Linked DNA regions of Homo sapiens: region 2 is linked to region 1. The links are chromatin loops, found by intact Hi-C in ENCODE. Cell type or tissue: HepG2. All regions are shown on one strand. Links, peaks and the distances in the headings refer to the core of each region. The heading gives the core; the rest is flanking DNA. Region 1 holds the start of TRC-GCA2-1 (tRNA-Cys (anticodon GCA) 2-1). Region 2 has its middle 51 kb from the start of LINC01091.

Region 1 (17,182 bases), core at 5,359-13,358:
AGTCAGTCACTGAATCTATCTCTGAGTGATGTTCATTTCTACTCCAATTTAGTCACAATCCCATCTTCTTAGCTTGTATCCTAGGGATTAAAATGATAAAAGTAACACCAGCAATTCACCCTATTTAAGATAATGAAAATGGATTTTTAAAACGAGGAAAGAAATGATAAGCCGCTGTAACCAACCATCCTCTTCTTTTTGAACTGATCACAAGTTTATTGTGGACGTTTATAGTTTCCTCTACTACCCATTCAATGTTTACTGTGCCTTCATTCAACATCTCAGCTGGCCTGAGTTCTTTTCCTGGTGAAACAATCATCATTTTTGTGCCTGAGGGGTCTGAACTCTTGGCGACCCTACTAGTATGAGGTTTCTATGGTTTCCGGGCGGATTTATTTTTTAATTGTGGTAAAACATACACAACATAAAATATACCATATTTGCCATTTGTAAGTGTATGATTCAGTAACTTTAAGCATATTCACAATGTTGTGTAACCATTACCACTATCTATTTCCAGAACTTTTTCATCATATCAAACAGAAATTCTGCACTTATTAAGCAATATCTCCCCCATTCCACCTCTCCCCACCCTAGTCCCTGGTAACCTCTGTTCTACTTTCTGTCTCTATGAATTTGCATATTTTGGATTATTTATATAAGTGAAATTGTACAATATTTGCCCTTTTGTGTCTGGTTTATTTTACTTAGTATAAGGTTTTCAAGGTTCATTTATGTTGTAGCATGTATCAGAATTTCATTCCTTTTTAAAACTGAATAATATTCCATTCCAGGCATATACCACATTTTGTTTATCCATTCATCTGTTGATGGATGCTTAAGCTGTTTCCATCTTTGGGTTATTGTGAATGCTGCTATGAACCTGGCATACAAGTATCTCTTTGACCTTTGACTTCTTGCTTTCAGGTCTTTTGGATATATACACACACACACACACACACACACCCCCTTTTTGGATATATATACATATATATACACACACATATATACCTTTTGGAGATATATACACCTTTTGGATATATATACACACATACCTTTGGATATAAATCTTTATATATATAGGATATATATTTTGAATATATATACATCTTTTGTATATATATATCTATATATCTTTTAGATATAGATACTTTGGAGAGATATATATATATCCAAAAGATATATATATATATATATCCAAAAGATATATATATATATCCAAAAGATATATATAGATATATGTATATCCAAAAGATATATAGATAGATATATCCAAAAGATATATAGATAGATAGATATATCCAAAAGATATATATAGATAGATAGATATATCCAAAAGATATATATAGAGATAGATATATCCAAAAGATAGATAGAGAGATAGATAGATATCCAAAAGATAGATATAGAGAGATAGATATATCTCCAAAAGATAGATATAGAGAGATAGATATATCTCCAAAAGATAGATATAGAGAGATAGATATATCTCCAAAAGATAGATATAGAGAGATAGATATATCTCCAAAAGATAGATATAGAGATAGATAGATATATCTCCAAAAGATAGATATAGAGAGATAGATATATCTCCAAAAGATAGATATAGAGAGATAGATATATCTCCAAAAGATAGATATAGAGAGATAGATATATCTCCAAAAGATAGATATAGAGAGATAGATATATCTCCAAAATATCTTTCAGCCAGACTGTAATGAAGTCTTTAACAAGCCATTCCACAATTATTTTTGTCAGGTCAACTATTTAGGGGTGGAGTAGATAATGAAACCAGTGAAGTCTATGGGCATGTGACCATTGCCTTACGTTTATTTTTCAGTGCATTTATCCTCTTGATTAGAAGAAATGATGTATGTAGTGGACCATGTTGGTGAATAAGGCATTCATTTGGCACAAGTAAATTACTGCATAAAGAAGCAATTGCAGTAGGGTGGTCAAATCCATATCCAAAACAAACTATCTGTGAGGACAATAACTATTCCCTCTATGATGAAAGGATGAAAGGATCCGATGTAAGTTACCTTACCTGATGACTGCCTAGTTCCTTCATGGTCAGGTTGCTCTATTAAAGGCTCAATATTGATTTTCTGCTGCTTGCAGATTAGAAACTGCAGAAGATAGATAGTTTAGCTGTGGTTGAGAAAAATCCATGTTGAGCCCATATATAACCCCATACCTACAGTCTCTTATTTCATAAGCCAACTAAACATAGCTAAGTAAAGAGAACAAACCAATATCTAGAAAACAGGCAATCTTAATAACCTGACTATTTAAAGCTTCCTTTGAAGAGGAATCTTCACTACTGACCTTCATTACTGACCTACAAAGGAAAGCCACCACTCCATTAAAAAAAATGTTGGTACTTACCCTTGCCAATGTATTATGTAATGTCAAGGTTCAATGAGTGTCCTCTAGGCCCTCTTGGTATATGTAGTTAGGAACTGGGTAAGCAGACTGCACATGAAAATATGTCTCAACCTAGCTATTTCTTTAAGTCTTTAGGTTCTTTCCTCTACATGGTATCAAGAAATTTCTGGCATCTGAAACAACTCTGAGTCTAGGTTTCAGAAAACCAAGTGAACAAATGGAACAAGCGCCAATTGTTTAAGATGAAATCACTGATAACTGCAGCCATGTTGATTAATTCAACCTGATCTAAAATTATTTACCCTCTCTTTTGTTTAGAAACCTTAGAGTCTGTTCCAACACATATAATCTATGTTCTTGATGTTCTAAATTAGAAAAATGATACAATTGTGTTTGAGTCTTTCTCTCTTTGGTTTAATTTTATAATCTAGTGAATGCTGGAATATGACTGTAGTTATAAGTCTTGAGGCAATGAATGGTGGTAGAAGAGAAGGATAAGGAGAATTGGTACTCATTGCAAGTTATTTATGTGAAGTGAGATTGTTATAGACTCTTAAAGAAAGATAGTTACAACTTCAACATACAGAAGAGGAGGAGCCGATTAAGCTGAACTAGTGCATTAGAGCTTGGCAGTTTAGACACTCATTGCAGCTAAATCCTCCCAGATATCTCCATTCCAGTTAAGGGTGGGGTTGGCAGTGTAACAAGCGATTCAAAGTTTCACATAAGAGACCTAATATGAATGTAAATTCATCTATGTCATAATTCAGGGACTCATGGAATCAGACTCTATATCTCAGTTTTGGCTATGTCAGACAAAAAATGTGGCTGACAAAAGATAAAATGTCTTTAGGGTAATTATAGTAATTCCTTGGTCTCTGATCAGGCCTTAAACAAGAACTAAGAACCTTGATGTCATCCTTTTCTTTATTTAAGTGCTCCAGTACAATGGAAGTAGTCTGGCTTATGTCCCTCCATTCTGTTCTATAATGGTGGCCACTTGGTCTGTAAAACCTTGTCTTCACTAAGAAGCATCCTGGTGGTCCCAGTGACTGTATTCTGGTGACTGCCAGTAAAGGTTTAGGCAACCTCCATCACTGTGCTCCCTCCCAATAGTAACCAGATCCTCAGTGCTTTCACATCCAACCAAGTCAGACAACCAATCTCAGATTTCTATTTCCCTCACTTGAAGTACCTCTGTTACCAATTACTTTATGCAGCAGAATTCACTCTAATTGGTTCAAGCAGATACCAGATACTTGGTAGTTAAAGAAGGAGGCCAAAGAACTATGCCCAAGTGGTTGCTACAACAGCTAGGAATGGAGCAGCCCTGAGAAATTTGCTAAGTCCAACAAAGGACTGTTTTGAGCAAAACACTCCTGGCATTGCCTCCTGGTCACTTGGAACCTACAACTCTAGGAACTGAGCTTCAGAAACTCTTCCACAGCTGCCCAAGAAGAATTGGAGGTTTCTGCTTTCCGGGAGACTTGATCTCCTCACCTTGTTCACTTCCACCTTCGAGTTCTGTGTGGTCATGTTGGCTTGGCAGAAGCTAGATTTCATACGGACCTTCACTGCAAGGGAGTCTGGAAAGTGTGGAGTTCATCTTTTGGCCTGTGAAGCACAGGAAGTCAAGCTACAAGAGGGTCTAGAAATGCTGAGGAACTTGCTGGGCATGGTGGCTCACACCTGTAATCCCAGCACTTTGGGAGGCTAAAGTGGGTGGATCACCTGAGGTCAGGCATTCAAGACCAGCCTGGCCAACATGGTAAAACTCCATCTCTACTAAAAATACAAAAATTAGCTGGGCATGGTGGCATGTGCCTGTAGTCCCAGCTACTTGGGAGGCTGAGGCAGGAGAATTGCTTGAACTCGGGAAGCAGAGGTTGCAGCAAGCAGAGATCGTGCGGCTGCGCTCCAGCCTGGGTAACAGAGTGAGACTCCGTCTCAAAAAAAAAAAAAAAAAAAACACAGAAAAGAAAAGAGAAATGCTGAGGAACACAACTCATTGTTCACTTTTACAGGAGCTGTCAAACCTCTGGCCCTATTCTCCATTTAATGAAACTTAGCAGATAGTATAGGCAGGTCACAGGTGGGAGTCAGAGAGGCCATTTTAGCTGTGAGTGATTTCTTCTTAAAGATGAGGAATTTCAAAGGAAGAGTGGAGCTATGGAAGAGGTACTTGTAATTATGATATAAAAATAGAAAGCAGATGTGTCAGACATTACAGCAAAAAAGGAAAAGAAGTCCGTATTTACAAAACAAAGAACTAATGGCATTTCTTTTCAATCTCCTAAGGTATGACAATGGTGCAGCCAAGAATAACAAAGAACAGGAACTAGAAAAAATGAATTGCAGTTTCTCTTAATTTTCATTCATATCTAAATCCTCTGTTCTTGTATATTCAAATAAAAACAGCAACAGGAACTTAGCTTTGGGCTAAAACTGGAAACAATTCAGGTTGTTATACTTTTTTGAAAACAAAATTTAATTTTTTCAGGTTCAAATAAATGCAATTCAAAGTAATGAAATGATAATCATGAATGATAAGTGAGGGGGGAGGACAACATGGTAAAGAGATGAGAAGATAGTAATTAATTTGGGGGAAAGTTCATATCTGCTATGTACAAAATGTTAGAATTATAAACTCAAGATGTGAAAATTAAAAGAAACCTAGAAACCAGTTGAACTTCTCCCTGCAGGCAGAATTTCTTCTGTATCCCTAACAAACGATTCATCTTCTATCTTCCACTTGACTATTTCTGGGAACAAAGAGCAAGCTGCCATCTTGGTCATCAAATGATAAATAAATGTAGTTTGGTATAACTCTTTCTTAGTAAAATTTTGCTGATATCCAGGGATTACTGTTTTTTTTTTAAGTTCTTATATCCTATGTGGTTTGTTCTTTTATTTACTAATATAATTTCAGATTTATTAGACTGCTCAATAGATGTGAAAAGATTTTTTTTAAAAATTCCACTTACAATCAGAATTAAACATATCAAGGGGATTTGTTCCTTGGGTAGTTTTCAACCTTTCTGTCTAAACATCCCATTCAGTACTCAAACTGTTTTCAACAATGGGCACTGCCAAGAGAAAACCGTTCAAACCACCAAAGAAAATAAAATTCATTTATATATTTTAATTTAATATATTATATATTGAAGACAAAAAGGCAGGGGAAATAGAATGGTTGTTTATAAAAGTTGACTTACACTGATTTACCTGTTACTGAAATAATTATCAAGTGCAGTGATATCAAACCCCAACATTAATTCGGTTACATACTTATCATTTACTGTGAGATTTACATTTTCCTACTGCGGCAACTGTATTGGTCAAAACTCTTTTGGATTGCAAATGACAGAAAAATCATTAAAATGGCTTATTTATTTTACTTTATTTTTTTTTTTTTTGAGAAGGAATCTCGCTCTGTCACTCAGGCTGGAGTGCAGTGGCGCAATCTCGGCTCACTGCAACCTCTGCCTCCCCGGTTCAAGCGATTCTTCTGCTTCAGCCTCCTGAGTAGCTGGGATTACAGGTGTGTGCCACCAGGCCTGGCTAATTTTTGTATTTTTAGTAGAGACGGGGGTTTCACCATATTGGTCAGGCTGGTCGAACTCCTGACCTCAGGTGATCCACCCGCCTCAGCCTCCCAAAGTGCTGAGATTACAGGTGTGAGCCACCACACCCGGCCTTAAAATGGCTTATTTAAAAGAAGGAATTTATTGGCTTACATCACTGAAAAGGTGATTGATTTAGATATGGCTGTATCTGGGTGCTCATATGATATGGTTAATCTCTCACTCTCCTTCTCTTTCTTTCCTATGGATGACTGTTCCTCACTGATGACAGGATGGTAGAGTGCAGCCCCAAGTCTGTATGCTACCACTTATTCCAGCAGTCCCTAATCTTTTTGGCACCAGTGACTGGTTTTGTGGAAGACAATTTTTCCATGGACCTGGGAGTGGGGGATGGTTTCTGGATGATTCAAGTGCATTACATTTATTGTGGACTTTATTTCTATTATTACATTATAATATATAATGAAATAACAATACAATTCACCATAATGTAGAATCAGTGGGACCCCTGAGCTTGTTTTCCTGCAACCAGATGGGACCATCTGGGAGTGATGGGAGACAGTGACAGATCATCAGGCTTTAGATTCTCAGGAGCTGGCAACCTAGATCCCTTGCATGTGCAGTTCACAATAGGGTTTATTCTCCTATGAGAATCTAATGCCACAGCTGATCTGACAGGAGGCGGAGCTCAGGTGGTAATGTGAGCAATGGGGAGCAGTGTCCTGCTGTGTGGCCCAGTTCCTAGCAGGCCACGGACCAGTACCAGTATGTGGCCTGGGGGTTGGGAACCCCTGAGTTATTCAGTTCCACTAGAAAGCAAGAATGGCTTTATTCTAATAATTTCAGCAAAAGTTCCCGGCTATCATGAGATCAACTTGGTTCATATGCCTGTTCCTGAAACTTACCACTATAGACTGAATAGGCTGATGGCAGTCACATGTTTACTGCTGGAAATAGGAAGGACTGCATGTGATGTGAAGTGTACAAAGCCCCAGCTGACAAGGCAGTGCAACCCTGGCTATTTTCTGGGCAAGGCTGGTGCTCTGGTGCTGGACTTCATTTGCCTGAAGGAAGCAGTGCATTTTTCTAACTTGTGTGAAGACATTGTATGGACTAGCTGTGGCCCTGGAGCCATGTATGTGGATGGGGTCGGCCTCACTGAACCACTGAGACTGTGAGTGGGAGAGGGATAGTCCTCTGAATGAAAATTAGGTTCACCTTCTATAAGGGAGAATGGATGCGCAAGCAGAACTATTGGATATACATTACAGAAAGTAATGCCATTACTGTAATTCTGAATCTTGCCTTGTAGAGCAACTCGACTCTTTAAGTCTACTCAACTCAGCTCAACGCAATCCAACAATTATTTTTTATAGGCCAAAGTGTGTGTGTGTGTGTGTTTGCACACACACCTGTGTGCTGGGTAGGGAGGTGTTACCAAAAGAAAAGACCTACCTTCAAAAAGCATAAAGTATTCTGATTTTAAGCCACGCCAACTATGAAAGTTTTTCTTAAATTCGACTCTGTTATACCAAATAAATTAAAAATTATGCAAAATTAAAGATGGTAGCATGTTTCTTTAGTTGCTTTTTAGCAAAATAATCTGTGTATTTCAGTGAATTACACAACTATTAGATGTTCAAATACGATTATATTCTGGTTAACTTACAAAATTAGGAGTTGAAAAATTATTTACTTCATTATATTTGTTATAGATATATCAGTCCTTATTTCCTAACAGTCTGAAATAGCAGCCAAATATAGCTCCTGTAGAAGGTCATCTTAGGTTTTCAGGTGACTTTTAATTACCACGTAGCTTTAAACTACTACTAGTAACTCATCGTTTAAAAAAATTAAATTAGCCTTTTATTTCTGTAAAGAAAACTCACCTTTACTCTCCCTTTACTGTCCTGTAGGAATTTTAACAGGACATGCATTAACTTTAGACCTTAGGGAAAGCACAAAATAAACAGCAAACTGATAATATTATCTCGCCAAAGTAAAACAAGGGATGGAGGCGTGGGGAGAGACGGCGGGCGGTAACTAAGTGCCAAACGGGATTTGTTTTTACTTAAACGTTTACAGAGCATCCGCGAGAACTTCCTTCTAAGCTAAATATGTCATCTAGCACCTGAAAAAATTTAAGTCTGGTTCTTTCTGGATAAAAGAAAGCGCACAGGATTTAAGTGAGTAAATACTTAAGTGAGTAAATTCTTAGAAAAAACAAAACCTAACCGCCACAATTGGACTTTGGAACTTTTTTCCCCCCTTAGCAGCAGGCTGAAATTTTCAGTTCCTCGGTCACTGATCAGGGAATTCTGCGCTTCAGGCTGTGTACACCCGCAAGTCTGGAAGGGTGATGATGATGATGTGATGATGAGTTAGGGCAATTATAACTACGGCAAAAAAAAAAAAAAAAAAAAAAGAGTTCGCAGGGACGCAGCGCTGCCGCCGCCGCCGCCGAGGCCGCGACCACGGCCCGAGCCGGCCACCGCGCGTCAAAGGAGCCATTCAAGGCCCGGCGAGGCCCGGGGGTTGAGAAGTTAAGGAGCGGGAGGTGGTGCGCCGGGGCCGCGGCCGCGCCATTTGCATTTCAATGCGACCCGCTTGTTGACTCAGTGCCCGGCGCTTCCGCAGCTCCCACCAGAATCTGCCTTTGTTGGTTTTAGCTCCGGTCAAGTCCACTTCTTGCATCGGGGGAGCCGCGCGCATTGAGTTTGTGTAGTCAGGCAGAACGCTCGACAGGAAGGAAGGAGGAAGGGGCGCTCTGCGCGGCCATTGTCTGGGCAACCGGGCTTAAGCAGCCGAGTGACTATTTAATCTATAAGGTGCACTTGAATCCCTCGCAAATCCTCTCAGTGTGGAGCGGAGGCACCCAGACAGGGACAGATGGTGCAGAACCCCTTTGTTTAAGAATATGGAAATACGCTTTTTCCTTTACTTAAGGTGGTCCGCTCTTTTAACTGTTGCTATTCCCCCTTGCTGCATTGTCAAGGAGAGGGCATGAGAGACTCATGGGTCTGGTCAGCCCTGCCGAAGCGCCTCCGTATTAAGAAAAAGTAATTGCTGGAAGGGAGTCGCCTCTTTTGGTGAGCCATGAGTACAGTGGAGACCCCACGTACCCTTTTGGTGCCCTTTGCACTTAGGCAGAGAGTAGCCGAAAGAAGTGTGTTCAGAATTCTTGCAAGATTGTTTTTCATGGGCTCCCTCTCTTTCCTTTTTTCACATTAAACATCAAGTTCGGAGGTCTCGGGTTGCTTCCCGTGCAACTACGGGAAAAGGGAGACGTCTTGTCCTCAGGGGGCCCTGCTGCTTCGCATTGACCTCTTGGGCTTGTAAGCAGAGAGGTTGATGGGCAGGATGGCCACTGCAGCTGGGCCGCACCTGTGCTTCTGTGTCCACAGCTGTAATTTAGAGTGTGTTCAACATCAGGCTGGGGAAAGGTACACATAGGTTTGGGGTATTGTAGAAAAGTGGAAGACTGCCCATAGAGCCCTGGAGCATGGTGACATTTCACAAGATAGCTTTTCTGATCTTCCTAACGACATGGAGGACTCCACTTGCAGCGGGACTGGGGATACACTAGGACCATCAGATCCCACCCCCAGTCAGTCTGAAATGAATTCAACCAACCGTCCACACATATAAGTCTCAGTTTTTGTTTAAAACATGCAGTCAGGCGAGGCGCAGTGGCTCACGCCTGTAATCCCAGCACTTTCGGAGGCCCAGGCGGGCGGATCACTTGAGGTCAGGAGTTTGAGACCAGCCTCGCCAAGACGGTGAAACCCTGTCTCTACTAAAAAATACAAAAATTAGCCGGGCTTGGATCCCAGTTACTCAGGAGGCTGAGATGGGAGAATCGTTTGAACCCAGAAGGCGGAGGTTGCAGTGAGCCCAAATCGTGCCACTGCACTCTAGCTTGGGCGACAGAGTGAGCTGTCTCAAAAAAAACAATAAAAAAAAATACAGTCATGGTCCTGCTGGGCTGTTCTAGCCATAGTAATACAAAACAAAGGAAAAATCTGAAGGGACAGCTGTCAGGTAAAAATCAAATTCGTTTCCATTTTCAGTACATATTAAACAGGAAGCAGGTAATTGTCTTGTGGTTTTGAAGGTAAAATAAAGAGGACACATTATAAAATAGATGTTGAAGTATTTTAATCTAGGTGTTTCAGTGTCGGGCATGTTAATACATTTCTGTAAAGAGGTAGATGTCTGTTTGGTCTCTAATGCAAACACTTGACTATGTGAAATGCTCACATCCATTTTTTATTTTTCTTAAAAGGCACTTTCTCTTCCCAACCACGTGGCTGCAGACTTCTTGCTCTCAAGTTGTCCTGACATGCTCTGAGAGCACACACAACATACATACAACACCTGGATCTGTGAATTAATTACTGCCTAGGCTACCACCAAGAAGCTTTCCAAGTGGCCAAGTGCAAGGATCTTCTGTTTCTTATCCAAGTACATTCTTTCATCACGGCCTTGGTCCAAGAATTGACCCTTAACTATGAATTCCTGCTTCATTTCCATTTCACTCAGCCATTTTAGAGCAGGAAAAAGCCAGAAGCAGGTGTCAGCCAGCAGGTGTGGCTCATAATTCATATTTTTCACAGAAGCATCATTTGGAGGGGAAAAAATCTGTCTAAGCTGGTTTCAAAGTTAACTTATTAGTATAAATTTTTTAAAAAAGATAGGCCAGCCTGGGCAACAAAGTGAGACCCCTGTCTCTACAGGAAAAAAAAAAAATTAGCTGGGTGTGGTGTTGCACACCTGTTGGCCCAACTACTCAGGAGGCTGAAGTGGGAGGATCACTAGAGCCCAGGAGGTTGAGGCTACAGTGAGCTGTGATCAGGCCACCGCACTCCAGCCTGGGCAACAGAGTAAGTCCCCATCTCTAAAGAAAAAAATAAAAATAAAATAAAAAATTTGGGAGTGGCGAGGGTCAGTGTTTTTTCTTATAATACATGCTCAGCCGGGCGCGGTGGCTCACGCCTGTAATCCCAGCACTTTGGGAGGCTGAGGCGGGCGGATCACAAGGTCAGGAGATCGAGAGCATCCTGGCTAACACGGTGAAACCCTGTCTCTACTAAAAATACAAAAAAGAAAAAAAATTAGCCGGGCGTGGTGGCTGGCGCCTGTAGTCCCAGCTACTCGGGAAGCTGAGGCAGGAGAATGGGGTGAGCTCGGGAGGCAGAGCTTGCAGTGAGCCGAGATCGCGCCACTGCACTCGAGCCTGGGCAACAGAGCAAGACTCTGTCTTAAAAAAAAAAAAAAAAAAAAAAAAAAAAACATGCTTAAGTGTTGCTTGGTAAACAATTTGCTTAGAAATACAAATGTTAACCTGAGACAGCTTTGCTTGCAGTTTTTTTTTTTTTTTTTTTTTTGAGACGGAGTCTGGCTCTGTCGCCCAGGCTGGAGTGAGTGGCGCGATCTCGGCTCACTGCAAGCTCCGCCTCCCGGGTTCACGCCATTCTCTTGCCTCAGCCTCCCCAGTAGCTGGGACTACAGGTGCCCGCCACCGCCATGGTCTCGATCTCCTGACCTCGTGATCTGCCCCGGCCTCCCAAAGTGCTGGGATTACAGGCGCGGCCTCCCAAAGTGCTGGGATTACAGGCGTGAGCCACCGCGCCCGGCAAAACTCCAGAGCACAGAGGGGGCACCCGGATTTGAACCGGGGACCTCTTGATCTGCAGTCAAATGCTCTACCACTGAGCTATACCCCCACCACTGCTTGTAGTTTTAAAATGTTATAGGTTTTTCCTTTTGCATAGTGAAAAATGGAACACAATGTTATTATTCCATGGACAGGTGTGAGCTTGAGCATATTATGTTCTTTGGCTTTCTTTTGATTTTATGTAATGTGTCTTTTGTTGGACTTCATTACAGTGATGGCCTCCCCCTCTGTTTCTGATTAAACCGTGAAACCTCACACACTCACTGATATTTTTTACTTTGTTTTGGTTAGTAAGTAAGTTTTGGTGATGAGACTATGAAGCCACAAATTCCCTAAAGCACTGGAATTCAGTTAAAAGGAAACTACTCCATCCAGCGAAGAGTTTTGGTTTTAGTTGAACCCGGAGCTTTGTGTTCATTCATAGTTAATAAATAATGCCCATTCATCTAGCCCAAGGGGACGAGATTGGGGATGCTCACATTCTATGGGGTGAAGAATTCCTAGAGTGCCTAAGACCAGTGTGTTATGTGGGACCTCGATTAAAGGTCAGAGAATGAGACTATGTATTCCCATAGGGAAGGGATACTTTAGCAACTGACTCTACTTATGAGAGGGTTCGGCCAGCTGGGACATGAATTCAAAGGCTTTAATTATGAATCAGTTCCCATAAGACTATTATGTCTGGATTGAAAGTGTTCAAATTGAACTGTAATTTTTAGTTTCTGCATTGCTTGCTTGGGTTTGAAATGGAAATAATTATGGTGATTCTCCATACCAGAAAGAAGATTATTTACAAGTGCACACCAAAATTTGCATTCAGGTGTGGAATTAGTTTAGGAAAGCTCTCCAAGTCAGAATCTGTTTTCCCCAAAGTCAGCACAGAGCCCCAGTTGCTGCCTCTGAAAGATTTCTGTCGCATCTTATCTGGTATCTGTGGTGGTTGCCAGTATCAACTGCTACCTCTTTGGAAAGTTACTCCCTTGTCTGTGGTGACAGGACACACTCCTGTTTTTCTCCTACCTCCATGGCCTGTCCTTCTTAGTCTTTTTTGGCCTTTCCCCTTTGCCCATCCCTTACTTGTGCTCTCTGAGAAGTTCTCTCATTGGGAGAGAACTCTTTCCTACATTCTCCCTTGGTGAGCTTTCTGGGAAATATTTCTTGAACACACCTCTACTCTCCTGCCTCAGGGCGTTTGCACATATGATTTTGTCTGCTTAGAATGTTCTTTCCTCACATATGGCGATATGTGGCTTGCTTCGTTGTTTAGTTCTCCAGTGTCACCTTTAGACGAAGGCTTTCCTGGTTATCCATAGAAAATAGCAGGTATCTAGTCAGGGCTGGGACTAGGCGGAGGCAAGCAAGATACCCAGGGTACAGAATTTAAGGAGGCACCCACTCTCATGCAAGGGCAGGGTGAGCACCTGAGAATGAGTGCCTCTCTACATTTAGTGTCCTGAGTACCTCGCTTGCCTAAGCCATCTGGCCCTGTACCCAGTCACTCTCCAGTCTCCTTATTTTTCTTCACAGATGTTATCACCCCCTAACATATGTACATAATTGATCACTGTCTGTTTCCCCACCCTTGCCCCACCCACGCCATGACAGTGTGAGCCCTGTGGGAGCAGGCCCTTGTCTGTTTTAGTTTTTGCTGTATCCCTGGAGCCTAGAACAGCTCAGGACATAGTCAGTATTCAGTATATGTTTATATTTAATTAAATATAATGTATAAATGGCTACCATTCATATTATTGATGGCTCTCAAATTTGCAAAAACAAGGTTTGTAAATGGACCTCTCCCCTTGATGCCCCACAAGCTTTTTAAACTCAGCATATCCAAAATTGCGTTTAATACCGTCTGCTGCCAAAAACCTACCTCCCATTTGAATTCTCTTTTCAGATGAATAGCACCTACATGCAGCTCAGATCAAAATGCTAGAGATGTGGTAACTCAGGCTTGCCAAGTTGCTCGGGAAATAACTTCTGCCCTGGTCATCTCCATCCCTAGGGTCCTGCCCTCTCATTCAGGCCCTCCTCCCTGCCTCCAGGGAAAACTGCCTTCACCTTTCAACTGATCTTGCAAATACTTTGCCTTTTCTGTTGGAAACTTCCACCATGTTGCTGTGAAGGGAGCTGTCTAAACCACACATCTGATCATGCCACTTCTTTACCTTATTCTCCTTCCACATAGCCCCATAGGTTTGAAGATCCAATCCAAATTTTGTAGATGAGAAGGCCCTTGTGATCTGCTGCTGAGCCTCCTGTGCCTACTTCCTTTCTTTTCCTGCCCCTGTGTTCTACCCTGCCTCCCCAGCCAACACATAGTCTTTGTGCTCCCTTACGGAATACTTGGAATTGCTAGAAACATCTATCTTTTCTTCTTTTTTTCTTTTTTAATTATACTTTAAGTTCTAGGGTACATGTGCACAACGTGCAGGTTTGTTACGTATATATACATGTGCCATGTTGGAGTGCTGCACCCATTAACTCATCATTTACATGAGGTGTATCTCCTAATGCTATCCCTCCCCCTTCCCCCCACCCCACGACAGGCCCCAGTGTGTGACGTTCCCCTTCCTGTATCCAAGTGTTCTCATTGCTCAATTCCCACCTATGAGTGAGAACATGCGGTGTTTGGTTTTTTGTCCTTGTGATAGTCTGCTGAGAATGATGGTTTCCAGATTCATCCAAGTCCCTACAAAGGACATGAACACATCCTTTTTTATGGCTGCATAGTATTCCGTGGTTTATATGTGCCACATTTTCTTAATCCAGTCAATCATTGATGGACATTTGGGTTGGTTCCAAGTCTTTGCTATTGTGAATAGTGCCGCAATAAACATATGTGTGCATGTGTCTTTATAGCAGCATGCTTTATAATCCTTTGGGTATATACCCAGTAATGGGATGGCTGGGTCAAATGGTATTTCTAGTTCTAGATCCTTGAGGAATCGCCACAATGTCTTCCACAATGGTTGAACTAGTTTACAGTCCCACCAACAGTGTAAAAGTGTTCCTATTTCTCCACAAGCCTTCCAGCACCTGTTGTTTCCTGACTTTTTAATGATCGCCATTCTAACTGGTATGCAATGGTATCTCATTGTGGTTTTGATTTGCATTTCTCTGATGGCCAGTGATGATGAGCATTTTTTCATCTGTCTGTTGGCTGCATAAATGTCTTCTTTTGAGAAGTGTCTGTTCATATCCTTTGCCCACTTTTTGATGGGTTTTTCATTTTTTTTCTTGTAAATTTGTTTGAGTTCTTTGTAGATTCTGGATATTAGCCCTTTGTCAGATGAGTAGATTGCAAAAATTTTCTCCCATTCTGTAGGTTGCCTGTTCACTCTGATGGTAGTTTCTTTTGCTGTGCAGAAGCTCTTTAGTTTAATTAGATCCCATTTGTCAATTTTGGCTTTTGTTGCCATTGCTTTTGGTGTTGTAGACATGAAGTCCTTGCCTACGCCTATGTCCTGAATGGTACTGCCTAGGTTTTCTTCCAGGGTTTTTATGGTTTTAGGTCTAACATTTAAGTCTTTAATCCATCTTGAATTAATTTTTGTGTAAGGTGTAAGGAAGGGATCCAGTTTCAGCTTTCTACATATGGCTAGCCAGTTTTCCCAGCACCATTTATTAAATAGGGAATCCTTTCCCCATTTCTTGTTTTTGTCAGGTTTGTCAAAGATCAGATGGTTGTAGATGTGTGGTATTATTTCTGAGGGCTCTGTTCTGTTCCATTGGTTTGTATCTATGTTTTGGTACCAGTACCATGCTGTTTTGGTTACTGTAGCCTTGTAGTATAGTTTGAAGTCAGGTAGCGTGATGCCTCCAGCTTTGTTCTTTTGGCTTAGGATTGTCTTGGCAATGCAGGCTCTTTTTTGGTTCCATATGAACTTTAAAGTAGTTTTTTCCAATTCTGTGAAGAAAGACATTGGTAGCTTCATGGGGATGGCATTGAATCTATAAATTACCTTGGGCAGTATGGCCATTTTCATGATTTTGATTCTTCCTATCTATGAGCATGGAATGTTCTACCATTTGTTTGTATCCTTTTTTATTTCGTTGAGCAGTGGTTTGTAGGTCTCCTTGAAGATGTCCTTCACATCCCTTGTAAGTTGGATTCCTAGGTATTTTATTCTCTTTGAAGCAATTGTGAATGGGAGTTCACTCATGATTTGGCTCTCTGTTTGTCTGTTATTAGTGTATAAGAATGCTTGTGATTTTTGCACATTGATTTTGTATCCTGAGACTTTGCTGAAGTTGCTTATCAGCTTAAGGAGATTTTGGGCTGAGACGATGGGGTTTTCTAAATATACAATCATGTCATCTGCAAACAGGGACAATTTGACTTCCTCTTTTCCTAATTGAATACTCTTTATTTCTTTCTCTTGCCTGATTGCCCTGGCCAGAACTTCCAACACTATGTTGAATAGGAGTGGTGAGAGAGGGCATCCCTGTCTTGTGCCAGTTTTCAATGGGAATGCTTCCAGTTTTTGCCCATTCAGTATGATATTGGCTGTGGGTTTGTCATAAATAGTTCTTATTATTTTGAGATACGTCCCGTCAATACCGAATTTATTGAGAGTTTTTAGCATGAGGCGCTGTTGAATTTTTTCAAAGGTCTTTTCTGCATCTATTGAGATAATCCTGTGGTTTTTGTCTTTGGTTCTGTTTATATGCTGGATTACATTTATTGATTTGCGTATGTTGAACCAGGCTACCAAGCAAATGGAAAACAAAAAAAGGCAGGGGTTGTAATCCTAGTCTCTGATAAAACAGACTTTAAACCAATAAATATCAAAAGAGACAAAGAAGGCCATTACATAATGGTAAAGGGATCAATTCAACAAGAAGAGCTAACTATCCTAAATATATATGCACCCAATACAGGAGCTCCCAGATTCATAAAGTCCTTAGAGACTTACAAAGAGACTTAGACTCCCACACAATAATAATGGGAGACTTTAACACCCCACTGTCAACATTAGACAGATCAACTAGACAATGTTAAAAAGGATATCCAGGAATTGAACTCAGCTCTGCACCAAGCAGACCTAATAGACATCTACAGAACTCTCCACCACAAATCAACAGAGTATACATTCTTCTCAGTACCACATCGCACTTATTCCAAAATTGACCGCATAGTTGGAAGTAAAGCACACCTCAGCAAATGTAAAAGAATAGAAATTATAACAAACTGTCTCTCAGACCACAGTGCAATCAAACTAGAACTCAGGATTAAGAAACTCACTCAAAACCGCTCAACTACATGGAAACTGAACAACCTGCTCCTGAATGACTACTGGGTACATAACAAAATGAAGGCAGAAATAAAGATGTTCTTTGAAACCAATGAGAACAAAGATACAACATACCAGAATCTCTGGGACACATTTATGGCAGTGTGTAGAGGGAAATTTATAGCACTAAATGCCCACAAGAGAAAGCAGGAAAGATCTAAAATTGACACCCTGACATCACAATTGAAAGAACTAGAGAAGCAAGGGTAAACACATTCAAAAGCTAGCAGAAGGCA
Region 2 (14,269 bases), core at 4,962-12,961, 94 kb after region 1:
CATAGGATTGACCCCACCTAAGATGAGGTAAGACTAATTTTATCAGATCCATTTGTCCTATTTCTACTTTCAAGATTAACATCTAGTTTTCCCTGGTAAACTGACAAAATCCAACTCACATTGTTTTAGAAAATTTAGGAGATGGGTGGTCTTGTCGTCTTACTATAACTGCTCATTTTTAGCTTTGTTTTTGACTTCTCAATTGTCCTTCCTAGTAGAAAGCTAAGTAAAAGTGTGGTTCATGAGTTTGATTATTGACATTTTAGCTTCTAGCGAGGCTCTAATTTTAGGAGTGAGAGATAGACTCACACATAGGCAGATATGTAGGGGTGCTAAAAGCATCTATTGTGCAATATTATCCTTTTTCTTTAGTGTTTGGAAAACCTGCTTCTTTGCCTTTGGGCCTATTAAAATAAAGGTATTTTATATGATAGAGGGGTATTATCAGCCATTAACTTCTCATCACACATTTGTTGATATCATGGCCAGTAGAGACAGGGTCTTAAGGGAATGAGGCCCCAGAAAGATACTTTTAAAGAGAAGGAAAAAGGGGCAGTTTGTTTTCCCTCTTATGATCTCATTTTCTCCCTCTATCTCGATAACACCAAATATACAAAGCTTCTGCAGCAAACTCAATGTGTGTTCTCGGGAACATGCTGCTCAAATAAAAATATTAAGTTAAAAATAATCAATTGCCTTATTTTATCAAATTTTGTGTTTAGCATGTATAATCTTGATGCAGAGAAACTTCAGCAATGTGAATGGCAGACCTTACACTTACTGGAGAAAAGTTCTTTTCTGATGGCCAGTCAAAACATACCAAGAAAATAGGAATGATTGGAAAGGTTACATGAACTTTATTTGACCTTTTTATGTAGTATATTTAAAGATAAAACAGTTTTGCAGTAAGAAACCATGTCAGTAGTTCTCAGGTCTGATTCATTTTTTTTTTTTCTCATTCCCTAAGCTCTCCTGTATTGAGGAAATTGCTGTGGCAACTGAGATGTAGATATTAAGATTGTTTTGCTGGTGAACCCTGGGATATGTGCAAATTGACATGTACTCAAGGGAGAATTCCCACTGCAAAGAGTGTTTGCCAGACCACTTTAGTTTTCCCCAGAAGTTAAGAGTGTACTCTGGCTAATACTAAGAATGGTCAGCCAGGCAATAGGGTGATTCAAAGAGACAAAGTCCATGAATTTGTCTCATGCTGATCCTGAGAAAAGGGTCCATTGCAGACTCTGAGAGAGAAGACTATGAAGTATCAGAAAGTTTATATGTATGGAACATTTTGTTTTTAATTTTAGAAAATTATTTAGAAAAAGGTAATATGGGTAAAGATTCTCGAAGAAAGGGATTCAGAGATACTCTGATGCCGGAGAAGCCTATCCATGGAGCAAAGGTAGAAAACTACCAATATTCTTGGATATCACTACGAAGTCACAGTTCAGGGATAGCAAAGTGGTTTCATGGAAACTGTGTTGGGAAGGATTCTGGAGATGTTTGTCCTCAGGGAAAAGAGTACTTTGATGAATTAGTGATGTCTGCTATAGGTGTGCGAGGGGGAAGTCATTGTGCATGCCCAGTAAATTTGCTTAGTTCTGGTTGAGGTACAATCTTATAGCAAGTTTTTTGATATCTAATCCTTAATTTCTTTATCTGTAATGAAGACAATGATACCTGGCCTACTTACCTGGAGACCTGTTGTGAGAATGGAATGAGAGAGTAACTGTGAAAGCATTTTGAGAACTATAAAGTGTTGGAGAGGAAAAAAAAAAAAAACTTTTCCCCTATCATCTTAGGTTCAAGACATGGGGACCTGTGAATTAAACTAACAAAAGACAGATTAACAGGAAAAAGACACACAATTTTTATTAATATTCACATGCCTGGAAATTCATAAAAAAGAAGTGAAACTCAAAGAAGTAGTTAGACTTAGCGGTTTATATACCTTTTTAACAAAGGAAAGCATTTGGGATTCAAGGGGTGATAAATTGTGGGAAGTGACTAGGAAATAGATGGGAGAATGAATGGAAGATAAGGGATATTTTAGTAAGATCTGTTTATGCAGACTCATTTTGATGTTGACTCTGCATCTCAATGATAAGAGCTGTGCTTCCTTTCCTGGTAAGGGTGGTGGTGGTGGTGGTAATGGTGCACCCTCATAAAGCGAAATCTTGGCCCTGATTTTAGGCAGATAAGAGGAGAGCAGAGAACTCTTCTTATGTCTATTGATTCCCAATTGCCTTCAGATAAAAATAATTCTTATGCTAAAGTGGCATATTTTCGGATGGCATATCTTGAGCCCCTTCAAAAGCATTCTACACATGTGAAGGTTTATTCTTGTATTGTAGGTTGCATATTTTCTCAAATTAAATCTCAGTTTTTTATAAATTCACGATGAAATTGACCCCATTGAAAAAAATGCAATGGAGATGACAGAAACAAAACCATCCTTATGTATCCTTCCCAAAATGCACCTATACTTTCACTGTCAGCCAAGAAAGATAGGAATGGAACTAATTATCTGCAAATATTCCTTGACTCCCTCACTTCCCATCTGAGATTAATTATTAAAAAAGAGTCCCTGATGGATTCCTGCCTTCAGGTATAATTACGTCAAAATTGACTGACATTTAAAGCACATATGACACTTTTTAGATTTAATTAGAGTAAATTTGTGAAATTTACTTGACTGGTAGTTTTGGGGATGGTTGGAGGCATGAAAGTATACTTAACATTATAATTTCCTGCTAATGCTAAGATTTAGCCCCTATTGGAAGGTTCTATATTCAGAATAAAATCACTTAAGAAATGAAGCCCCAGTGACTGTTTTGGTCATGAAATAATGAGCCCAGTCACTGAGAGATGCCCTGAGAAAAAAAAAATTGCCACCGACGACAGTGGAAACCCAAAATCTATAGATGTTTTAGTTAAACAGTCTTGAAGATTTTCATGATTTAACAACGTTAAAATTCACTTGCTTTGCTATAACATTTTTTGACATTGATATTATGAACAGCAAAAAGAAATGGAGTATTTTAGATCAACTCCAAAAAATTATGGATAAAAACATATTTATCTGAGTGTCTCTAATGATTGTTTTAAATTCCTCCATGTTTGTGGCTATTTCTTTTTTATAATTGTGTTAATGTTCTTTGTCTGGACTAAGCCTGCTACTGGTTTATTTTATTAATTATTTCAATAAATCAGTTTTTGTATTAATCACTAATACTTTTTTGTATTTTAGTATAATTAACTGATTTTATTTTTCTAATTCATAGTATTTGTTCTTCCTTTTCCTTCCTTCCACTTTCTCTAATTTTGTTTTTTTCCTAATGTATTGACTTGAATATTAATTTATTTTTTTCTTTCTTATCTTAATAATGTGCTCATGATTATGAGTTTAATTCAAAGTAGTTTTTTCAGCCTGGCCCATATTTTAAAATATGTAATGCATTTCATTATTATTTTGTAGATATTTTGAAACTTTAGTTTTGATATTTTCTTTGATCCAAGTATTGATTAAAAGCAAGTTTCTTAACATTTATGTGGTTGATTTTCTTCTTCATGTCCTTCTCTTCCTTCTTGACTTCTCTTCCTTCTCCTCCTCTTCTTCATCTATAGTTTATCAATGGGGTTATAGTCAATAAAGTGTTCTATGCATTTCTAGTTTGTTGTTGTTTTGTTTTGGTTTGATTTATAGTCAAAATTTTATAAAGGTACCACGAATTCTTGTAAAGTAGGTGAATTATTTTTATTAGGATAGCAATTTCTACATATCTATTATGTTAATATTAATCAATTATAGAATTGATATCAAACATTCTTATTTTTTCTCTAATTGATTTTTCCATGGACTAAAATTATGATTTAGAGTTTTCTAATCTTATGTTGTAGTCTATTTTCCCTTGCATTCCCTATAGTCTCTGCATTATGAAATTAATATAACTTTTGTGCACCAAGAAAGTTATAATCTCATTGTGGATTATATTCTATATCATAAAGTTTATTATTTGTTTTGTTTAACACTTTTGCTTGAATTTAGCCTTGTCCAATATTAATACTGTGAACTGAATTTATGATACTATTACAAATGTAATAATTATAAATTAGATGAGTAAAGAAAATGTAGCTTCTATATTTTTTACATCACAGCTAATTTTCTTCCTAAGCCTTTACCTTGTTAGAAAGAAAGAAAACTAGCAAGGCGCAGTGGCTCACGCCTGTAATCCCAGCACTTTGGGAGGCTGAGGCAGGCAGATCATGAGGTCAAGAGATCGAGACCATCCTGGCCAACATGGTGAAACCCCATCTTTACTAAAAATACAAAAATTAGCTGGGCGTGGTGGTGTGCGCCTGTAGCCCCAGCTACTTGGGAGGCTGAGGCAGGAGAATCACTTGAATCCAGGAGGTGGAGGTTGCAGTGAGCTGAGATTGCACCACTGCACTCCAGCATGAGTGACAGAGTGAGACTCTGTCAAAAAAAAAAAAAAAAAAAGAGAGAAAGAAAGGAAGAAAGAAAAAGGAAGGAAGAAAGAAAAAGAAAGACAAACTGAAGCTTGCCAAGTAATGGTATCCATATCCTTTGGATTACTTATTCTCTTTTCGAGAGAGGTTTTTTGAATTCCTTCTCCTCTCCCTGCATCTCCTCAAGATGACATTGTAGTGTATGAGGTTGGTTAAAGTAACACGGCAGGATCTGACACCATTCTCCTGTTCCTTATTGGTCTCTGTTGTGCCGTGTCTGTTGAGGTAGAACAGATCCTATCTGGGCTTTCAGGTGTTCTGGCATGGGGTTGAGAAATACTCACATTGTGTGTTCATTATTTTTTCTGATGTCAGGTCTGTATTATTCCACCAGGTGGTCTTGCTCATTGGGGTCCAGTGCTATGGCACATATGACCTTCTGGGTCCCTTGCAAACTGCACATGGGCTATGGGGACCCACTTACTAGCCCAGGTTCATGAGCGCATCTCCTCCCCTCTGTCAGTTCATATTGCCTATTTTTTTTTTTTTCTTATCATACTGATATGGCACTAAGCAGTGAGAAGGATTTTCCCTAGCGGCTTGCAGCCTTCTGCAGACTGTGTGGAGGAAGAGGGCTACTAGCCGTGATGTTTTCAGGTTTCCTCCATACTTATTGGAAAGTTTTTATAGTCCTATCCCTTTTTATGTCCATTTTAGAACTTTTATAAGTCATTTTATGCCTTAAATTAGAGCTAAATCTAAAGCACAGTACAGTCATATGCCACATAATGACATATGAGTCAACATTGAACTGCATATGTGACAGTGGTCCTATAGGATTATAATACCATATTTTGACTGTATCTTTTCTATGTTTGGATATGTTTGGGTATACAAATAATCATCTTGTGTTACAATTGCCTGCTGTCTTCAGAACAGTGACATTCCTTACAGGTTTGCAGCCCAGGACACACAAGCGATACCAGCTTAGGTGTGTAGTAGGTTATACCATCTAGGTTTGGGTAAGCACACTTCATGATGTTTATACAACAACAAAACTGCCCAACACTGCATTTCTCAGAATGCATCCTTGTCATTACGTGACGCATGACTGCATTAAAAAGGTGCAGCATCATCTGAACATCTTTTTCCTTTAGAAAGCATATTTACCTCAATTACCTATATTGTTGATCCATCAGCACATCCTGTTGATTTTATCTTCAAAACCTATCCCAACTCCATCTACTTTTTGTCTCCACCACTCCCATCCTAATATAAGCTACCTCCTCTTTTTGTTTGTTTTGTTTTGGTTGGATTACTGCAAGAGCCTCCAAGTTTATCTCCTTGATTCCGATCTACATAGCAGCCAGAGTGATTATTTGAAAATATAAATGAGATCATGTAAATTTGCAAGACTCAACAAAGGTAACTCCTTATACTTGAAATACGTTTAAATTCTCTCTCAGGTTCTAGGTGTCTATATTTTCTAGCCAATGCCTACCTCTCTGGCATCATTTCCTATCCTTCTCTGCCTTGCTGACTACACTCCAGCCAAACCACACTGACATTCTTTCTGCTGTGGAACAAGACAAGCTCCTTCCTGCCTTAAGGCTTTTGGGTAGTTTTCTCTGTCTATGGAATGCTCTTTCTCCATGACTTCTTAAGGCTGGCTTTTTCCTGGTTTTACCTTCAATCATCATATCCTTTGAGAGGCCTTCTCTGACCATCCAATCTAAAGTAGTCTTTCAGTCACACTTTATCACAGTACCCTTTCCTATATCAATCACAGCACATATTATTACCTGATTAATTTTATTGATATATTCATTAATTTGCCTCAAGCAGTGATACATAAGCTGTATGAGAGTAAGAACATGCCAGCCAGTTATCACCAATATTAATAACAGCAAAATAATACAGTATTAACTATGATTCCTCAGTCTGACTCTGTTCTAAGCCCTTTCCATGTATTAGGATCTCTAATCTTCACTGAAATCTCATGAGGTTGTTATTATCATCCTTATTTTTATAGATAAAGAACTGAGGCATAGAGAATTTCAGTGACTTAGCCATAGTCACAAAGCTATTAAATGTTAAAGTTGGGATTTGAACACAGGTGAAGTGGCTTCAGACACCACAGTGCTATGTGTTAGTTACAGAAGTTACAGATCTGAAAGAGAGGAGTAATACTCCTTTCAAATACTCAACAGTTGGGAAGACAGGCAAGTGAAAGGAAAATCACAACAAAACCTAAGTTACATATTACAGGCATCGGAGGAGGGCCACTGCTGGGTCATCTGCATTTGCTTATATAGGAGTAGAAATTGTAGAAATGTGGAAGTAGCAAATGAAACATTTTCCAGTTTAAAGTATATTGAGTAACTGAAGTCTGTAAGACTGAATTCTTTTTCTGAAATCATTTTGATATTGATTTCCCATTCATTTGCCCTGGCAAAGAGAGAGATTATTTCATGAATGAAAGGTGATGTGAGGAGACTGAAAGAAGGTGAACCCAACCATCAGGAGAAAACCATTCTTTGCCTACTTTGAATAAATCGTTTTGAAATAATGAGACATAATTAATGTCAGTGCTTTGGATTATATGAACGTTTGCAAAGATATCCAGTGCAATTCTAATGGCCAGAAATGGCAGTCTGATTACAGTTATGCCAAATAGCCATTCCATGCCTTACAGAATGTAGCAGTAAAATGAAATTAACTGTTGGCATCAAGTAGTAAGACTATGATTACAACCAATAGTGGCCAGTCTTTATTTAGTGCCATGAGCTAGTTCTGAGGGCCTTGTAGGAATTAGCTCACTTGATCCTCACAGCAAACCTGTTGAGATAGGTATTATTATGGAGCCCCATTTTACTGTGGAGGAAATTGAAGCCCAGAAAGGTTAAGCAACTGGCCTAAAATTACACAGCAATAAAGTGGCAGAGCTGGAATTTAAACCCAACCGTACGATTGTGTAAATAAAGCAAACACATAATAACCACTATTCAGTGACTATGTTTGCCTGGTGCTGTGTTAGTCACTTTCATGTAAAGGTGATGTGAGGAGACTGAAAGAAGGTGAACCTTTTCATGTATTGTCTCATTTACTCCTAAAACCCTGCTTGGTGGGTGTTAAACTCATGTTACAGATAAAGAAACCTAGACACAGATAGGATTAGGAAATTTTCCCAAGGTTATGTAAAACCAGGCCTGTCTGACTCCAAAGTCTATAGAAACTAGTAATTCATTAAACTCTTTCTAGTAGCAAGTGGGATACTGTTCTTCCTTCTCAGTAATTATGTTTACCACTTCAAGTTCTTTCCCTCTGGTACTTTTCTTTCATTCTTTGTGTTTTTATGATACACAGCTCAATAAAGCATAATATACAACCTGCTAACATTTTCAGAGCCCAGATGTGTGCTGGGCATTGTGCTAAATTGTTTTCTATTAATTACCTCATTTAATCCTTCCAGCAACCATACATCATAGGTACTATTATTAGCACCTTTTTATATATGAGGCAACTGAAGTTGAGAAAGACGTTTTTGGCAGAGGTTTGATGAAGAGTCTGGTGATGCAATTTTTCTGGAGAGAACATGCAGCATTTCAAAGCCTCATTGCCTTCCTCTGTACTGAGAATAAATGAACCCAGATTCAGAAGTTTTAACATTTTTGAACATTAAAAAATATTCAATATTATTTTAGAATGCTTTTTTTTTGGGAATCAGGGTGGCTTGGAGTTGTATTCTTTGTGGTGTATTTCTTGAAAAGATCCATTGGCTAATCTGGCTAATTCAGGACACTTCCTCTTCCTCTCCTCTTTCTGTGGCTCTCTCTTCTGTTCTCAGGGCAGCCACCATTAGCATGTGTCTACTGAAGGAACAAGTGTGGTGGGGAACAGGGTGTTGGGTCTCTGGGAAACTTATTTGCATACTTCTTGTTACAAAAGCCAACCACATCCTGGTTAAGACAATGTGCTGTCTGATAAACAGACTGCATCCCCCAGTGTCTGCCTGGAGCTCAGCCAGCGTGTGGCCCGCCTTTGTCACAAGGTGCTGTTTATTCTGCCTGGAAGTCCAAGGACAGAACAAACCAGCTAAATGAACCTTTTATTTCTCCCATTCTCTGACAGAAATTCCTTGAGTCAAAAACATGTATTAATATTAGGTTAAGGGAAAAGCATCAGAATTCTCCAAATATGCCTTCCTAATCCTGTGGAAAACATATAAAAAGCTTTGGTTTTCCTCTCTAGCTACAAATTCTTTGGGGTTTGAGAAAACTAGGAAACTTGGAAAATATAGTGCAAGGGCGATATAAAAATCGTGGTTTACCAAGACTTTTTGTTGATAAATATTTCTTTCCACATCTGTTTTCTATGTGTTTCCTTTCTCTTTTCCTCCCTCCCACCCCAGAAAACACAGACAAAAGGAAGTGGAGGCTTAAACAATTAACTGGTGACTGCAGGACCCATTGTTTAGGAATCTGGATAATTGAGTCCTAATTTCTCTGACTCCCTTCACTTTGGTAAATTATAGAAAGAAAAAGATTTTGAGACTCAGTCTCATTTTTGGCAGTTAAGGTAAGAAATCCATCTATGCTTCCGTTTTACTGTTTTTTTTTTCTTTTTCTCTCCTCTCAAAACAATTCAACATTTCCTTCTCTGCTTATTTCAAATCTAAATGTGGTACATATTTTAAGACATATTTTAACCACAAATTTTATTGGTGACTGCAATCACTGAAAGGAAGGTACTCTGTGAACACAGAAATTGTTTTAATGTTTTTAATCAATAATTCCTATAAACAAATTTTGTCTTGAGGAAATAGAATATGCAGCTATTTCCTTTCTGCATTTACAGTGACCTCTGAAATATATTACAACCACTCATCTGTATCTAATCCCACATGTGTGGTGAACACTTTAAGTAACTTATTGACTAGAATCCTTCTGGAGGTATCTGTGGAGGATGATGATAGAGATGATGTTACAGAACAGTTTGAAAAAGACGCCAATTGGCATTTTGAAGGATTACCAACATTTCTAATAAAGTCTCTGAAGAGATTTCTGGCTGCTTAAGAACAATAATATGATAGAGATTGATTATTTTGAGGTTTCGAAGTTAAATACTTGCATGTGGTGAATACTGAGGCTTATTGTGAAAATGAAAATTAGACCTATGTAGAAATCCTTGTGGAGAATGAGACGGTCAGGACTTTTATCAATGCTGCTCTTTATACAACTGCCTCTTTGGAGAAGAAGTCGGTTCACTGTCCTTGTTAAATTTCAACTGCGGCTGATTCTGAATCTTGAGGACCATTATGATGTGAAAAAAGAAAAAAACACTCACTAAAAGTTAATGATCTTTCCCTAATCTTTCAGAAAAGCTGATACTGACTGGTAGATAGTAGTGCTCTGTCAGAATTGTAGAATGAATGAATCAAGCTGATATAATTCACTAACCATCTACCCAAGCCAGGATCTGTGTTAGAGCTTTAGAGACACACCTTGTTTTATTGTGCTTCACAGGTGCTGCGTTTTCTGCAAACTGAAGGTTTGTGGCAACCTTGCATTGAGCAAGTCTATCAGCCCTATTCTTCCCAACAGCATGTGCCCACTTAGTGTCTCTGTGTCACACTGTGGTAATTTTCACAATATTTCAAACTTTTTCATTATTATTATATATATTTTTAAATTTTACTTTAAATTCTGGGATACATGTGCTGAACGTGCAGATTTGTTACATAGGTATACATGTGCCATGGTGGTTTGCTGCAATTATTATTATATCTGTTATAGTGATCTGTAATCATGATCTTTGATGTCACTATTGTAATTTTGGTGGGGGCACCATGAACTGCCCCCATACAAGATGGTGTGTTCTGACTGCTCCACATACCAATGGTTTTCTCGTCTCTCTGGGGCCTCCCTATTCCGTCAGACACACGATATTGAAATGGGGCCAACGAATAACCCTTCAATGGCTTCTAAGTGTTCAAGTGAAAGGAAGAGTTGCAAGTCTCTCACTTTGAATCAAATTTAGAAATGAATAAGCTTAGTGAGGAAGGCATGTTAAAGTCAAGATAGGCCAAAAGGTAGGCCTCTTGTGCCAAACAGCCAAGTTGTGAGTGCAAAGGAAAAGTTCTTGAAGAAATTAAAAGTACTATTCCAATGAACACATTAATGATAAGATAGCACAACAGAGGCCGGGCATGGTGGCTCACTCTTCTAATCCCAGCACTTTGGGAGGCCAAGGCAGGAGGATCACTTGAGCCTGGGAGTTTGAGACCAGCCTGGGCAACATAGTGAGACCCTGTCTCTATTTAAAAAGAAAAGAAAGGAAAAGAAAGTGCAACAGCCTTATGTTGATATGGAGAAAGTTTAAGTGGTCTGGATAAAAGATCAAACCAGCCACAGCATTCCCACAAGCCAAAGCCCCAGAGCAAGATTCTAACTCGCTTCCATTTTATGAAGGTCTGAGAGAGGTGAGGAAGCTGTAGAAGAAAAATTGGAAGCTAGCAGAGGTTGGTTCCTGAGGTTTTAGGGAAGAAGCCCTCTCCCTAACATAAAAGTGCAAAGTGAAGCAGTAAGTGCTGATGTAGAAGTCATCCAGAAGGACTAGCTAATTGATAAAAGTGACCACACTAAACAATAGGCTTTCACTATAGACAAAACAGCCTTCAGTTGGAAGAAGATGCCACCTAGGACTTTCACAGTGTTACAGTAGGTAGTCAGGCAGACATGAGCAGGTCAGGAGAGGGCCTCCTTCCCAACAGGAATGTCAGGCTACCATCAGGTGATGGTCAGGTGGTTGTTAACAGTCTCTCTAAAATAATAATTGATTGCAGCCAGCGCCAGGGAAAGGCAGTCTCCCAATAGATAGAAATATCTGAAACTGGTGATCAGCAGCTTCCTGATAAAATCTAGGGGCTGGGTGAGTGGGCTCAAGCATATGCACTAAGAGGCAAAATATTGGAGTTTAACTGGTATTTGACCTTCTAGGAACATTCGACTGGTAAGAGAACGCCTCAAGTGAGCACACATACATACAACTCCAGTAAACACACCGTGCATGCAGTCCCTCACAAGTGCTGGCAGCCACTGTGCATACGGACAGCCTGCCCAAGGGAAGAAATGGGAGATGTAATGCAGCCTTGGAAGCATGCCAACATATGACTCCCCAAATCAAAGGTCAAACCACGTACTTGATTTTCTTAAGTTGCCCACTTGGCCCTCTTCCAAGCGTACTTCCTTTCATTCCTGCCCTGAAACTTTTATTTTCTTTCCTTTTATTTTTATTTATTTATTTATTTTTGAGATGGAGTCGCACTCTGTCTCCCAGGCTGGAGTGCATTGGCACAATCTTGGCTCACTGCAACCTCAGGCTCCTGGGTTCAAGCGATTCTCCTGCCTCAGTCTCCTGAGTGCTGGGAGTACAAGTGTACACCACATGCCCAGCTAATTTTTGTATTTTTACTAGAGACAGTGTTTCGCCATGTTGGCCATGCTGGTCTCGAACTCCTGAGCTCAAGTGATCTGCCTGCCTTGGCCTCCCAAAGTGCTGGGATTACAGGTGTGAGCCACCGCGTCTGGTCCCTAAAACTTTTAAACAAACTTTCACTCCTGCTCTAAAACTCGACTTAGTCTCTTACTCTGTGTTTTGACTTTTGGTCGAAGTCTTCTGAGGATGTGAGAGTTGAGGTTGCTGCAGACCCAAATGGATTTGCAGCTGCTAACACAGCTATAGAGGAAAAGTCAATGTCTGGCTTCAAAGCTTCAAAGGACAGGCTGACTCTCTCGTTAGGGGCTAATGCAGCTGGTGACTTTAAGTTGAAGCCAATGCTCATTTACCATCTGAAAATCCTAGGGCCCCTAAGAATTATGTTAAATCTACTCTGCCTGTGCTCTATAAGTGGGGCAACAAAGCCTGGATGACAGCACATCTACTTACAGCATGGTTTACTAAATATTTTATGTATACTGATGATCTACTGCTCAGAAAAAAAGATTCTTTTCAAAATATTACTGTTCATTAACAATGGACCTGACCACCCAAAAGCACTGATAGAGATGTACAAGGACATTAATTTTGTTTTCATGCCTGCTGATAGAACACCCATTCTGCTGCCCAGGTATCAAGAAGTAATTTAGACTTTCATGTTTTATGATTTAAGAAATACATTTTGTAAGGCAATAGTTGCCATAGACAGTGAATCCTCTGAGGGAATCTGGATGGATCTGGGCAAAGTCAGTTGAAAACCTTCTGGAAAAGATTCGTGACTTTAGAAGCCATTTAAAGCACTCGTGATTCAGAGGAGGACGTCAAAATGTCATGAACAGGAATTGGGAAGAAGTTGATTCCAACATCATGGATGACTTTGAGGGGCTAAAGACTTGGGTGGAGCAAGTAACTGTAGGTGGGATGAAAATAGCAAGAGCACTAGAATTAGACATGGTGCCTGATGATATGATTGAATTACTACAATCTCATATTAAACTTTAATGGATGAGGAGTTGCTTCTTGTGGATTGATGAGCAAAGAAAGTGGTTTCTTGAGATGGAATCTACTTCTGGTGAAAAATCTGTGAACATTGTTGAAATGACAACAAAAGATTTAGAATATTATATAAACTTAGTTGATAAAGCAGTAGCAGGGTTTGAGAAGAGTGACTTCAATTTTCAAAGAAGTTCAACTGCGGTAAAATGCTATCAAGCAGCATTTCATGTTATGAGGAATCTTTCACGAAAGGATGAGTTAATTGATTTGGCAACATTTATTATTGTCTTAAAGAAATTGCCAAAACTGGCCAGGCACGGTGGCTCACCTCACTCCCAGCATTTTGGGAGGCCGAGGCGGGCAGATCATGAGGTCAGGAGATCGAGACCAGACTGGCTAACATGGTGAAACCCCGTCTACTAAAAATACAAAAAACTTAGCTGGGTGTGGTGTCGGGTGCCTGTAGTCCCAACTACTCGGGAGGCTGAGGCAGGAGAATGGCATGAACCAGGGAGGCGGAGCTTGCAGTGAGCCGAGATCGCGCCATTGCATTCCAGCCTGGGTGACAGAGCGAGACTCTGTCTCAAAAAAAAAAAAAAAACCACCCCAACCTTCAGTAGTCACCACCCTATACAAGGAACAGCTATCAACGTCAAGTCAAGACCTTCTACCAGTAAAAAGATCATGACTCGCTGAAGGCTCAGATGATTGCTAGAATTTTTTAGCAATAAAATATTTTAAAAATTAAGATATGTACATTTTTTAGATATAATGCAATTGCACACTTAGACTGTAGTGTAGTGTAAATGTAACTTTTATATTCACTGGGAAAATTCCTGTTACTCGCTTTATTGCAATATTTACTCTATTGCAGTGGTCTGAAACTAAACCCCCACTATTTCTTAGGTATACTCCTATTTACATTATTTTATTTATTATGATATACATCAAGTAAAAATGTTCTTTGTATACTTTAGAAAAATAGATGTATGAAAGGAATTGCAACAAAAGCAAAAATTGACAAGTGGGATCTAATTAAATCAAAGAGCTTCTGCACAGCAAAGAAACTCATCTGAGTGAACAGACAACCTACAGAGCAGGAGAAAATTTTTGCAATTCATCCATCTGACAGAGGTCTAACATTCAGCATCTTCAAGGAACTTGAATTTATAAGAAAAAAATAAAAAAATAAACCCCATTAAAACGTGGGCAAAGGACACGAACAGACACTTCTCAAAAGGAGACATACAGGTGGCCAAAAAACATGAAAAAAAGCTGAACGTCACTGATCATTAGAGAAATGCAA

Evidence for each region. Peaks named below come from ENCODE experiments on the same cell type or tissue, not always from the same donor. Only the 100,000 strongest peaks of a DNase experiment are listed, where the experiment ranks them.
Region 2: it touches region 1 in a loop (5-fold over the local background); 2 of 110 quality-filtered maps call a loop at or near these places.

What each region holds. Positions count from the first base shown.
Region 1 is chr4:123,497,224-123,514,405 of GRCh38, forward strand. TRC-GCA2-1 (tRNA-Cys (anticodon GCA) 2-1) reads right to left here and starts at 11,698; the gene lies at 11,627-11,698. RefSeq lists enhancers at 4,459-4,960, 8,318-9,165. In HepG2, for the core only: no CTCF peak of the experiment used is centred there; DNase peaks (open chromatin) are centred at 8,028 and 8,628; H3K4me3 peaks cover 1,342 bases.
Region 2 is chr4:123,591,739-123,606,007 of GRCh38, forward strand. No RefSeq gene overlaps it. Among named protein-coding and RNA genes, the nearest start is that of LINC01091, 51 kb to the right of the region's middle. RefSeq lists enhancers at 8,296-8,590, 8,558-9,203. In HepG2, for the core only: no CTCF peak of the experiment used is centred there; DNase peaks (open chromatin) are centred at 7,573 and 8,463; H3K4me3 peaks cover 979 bases.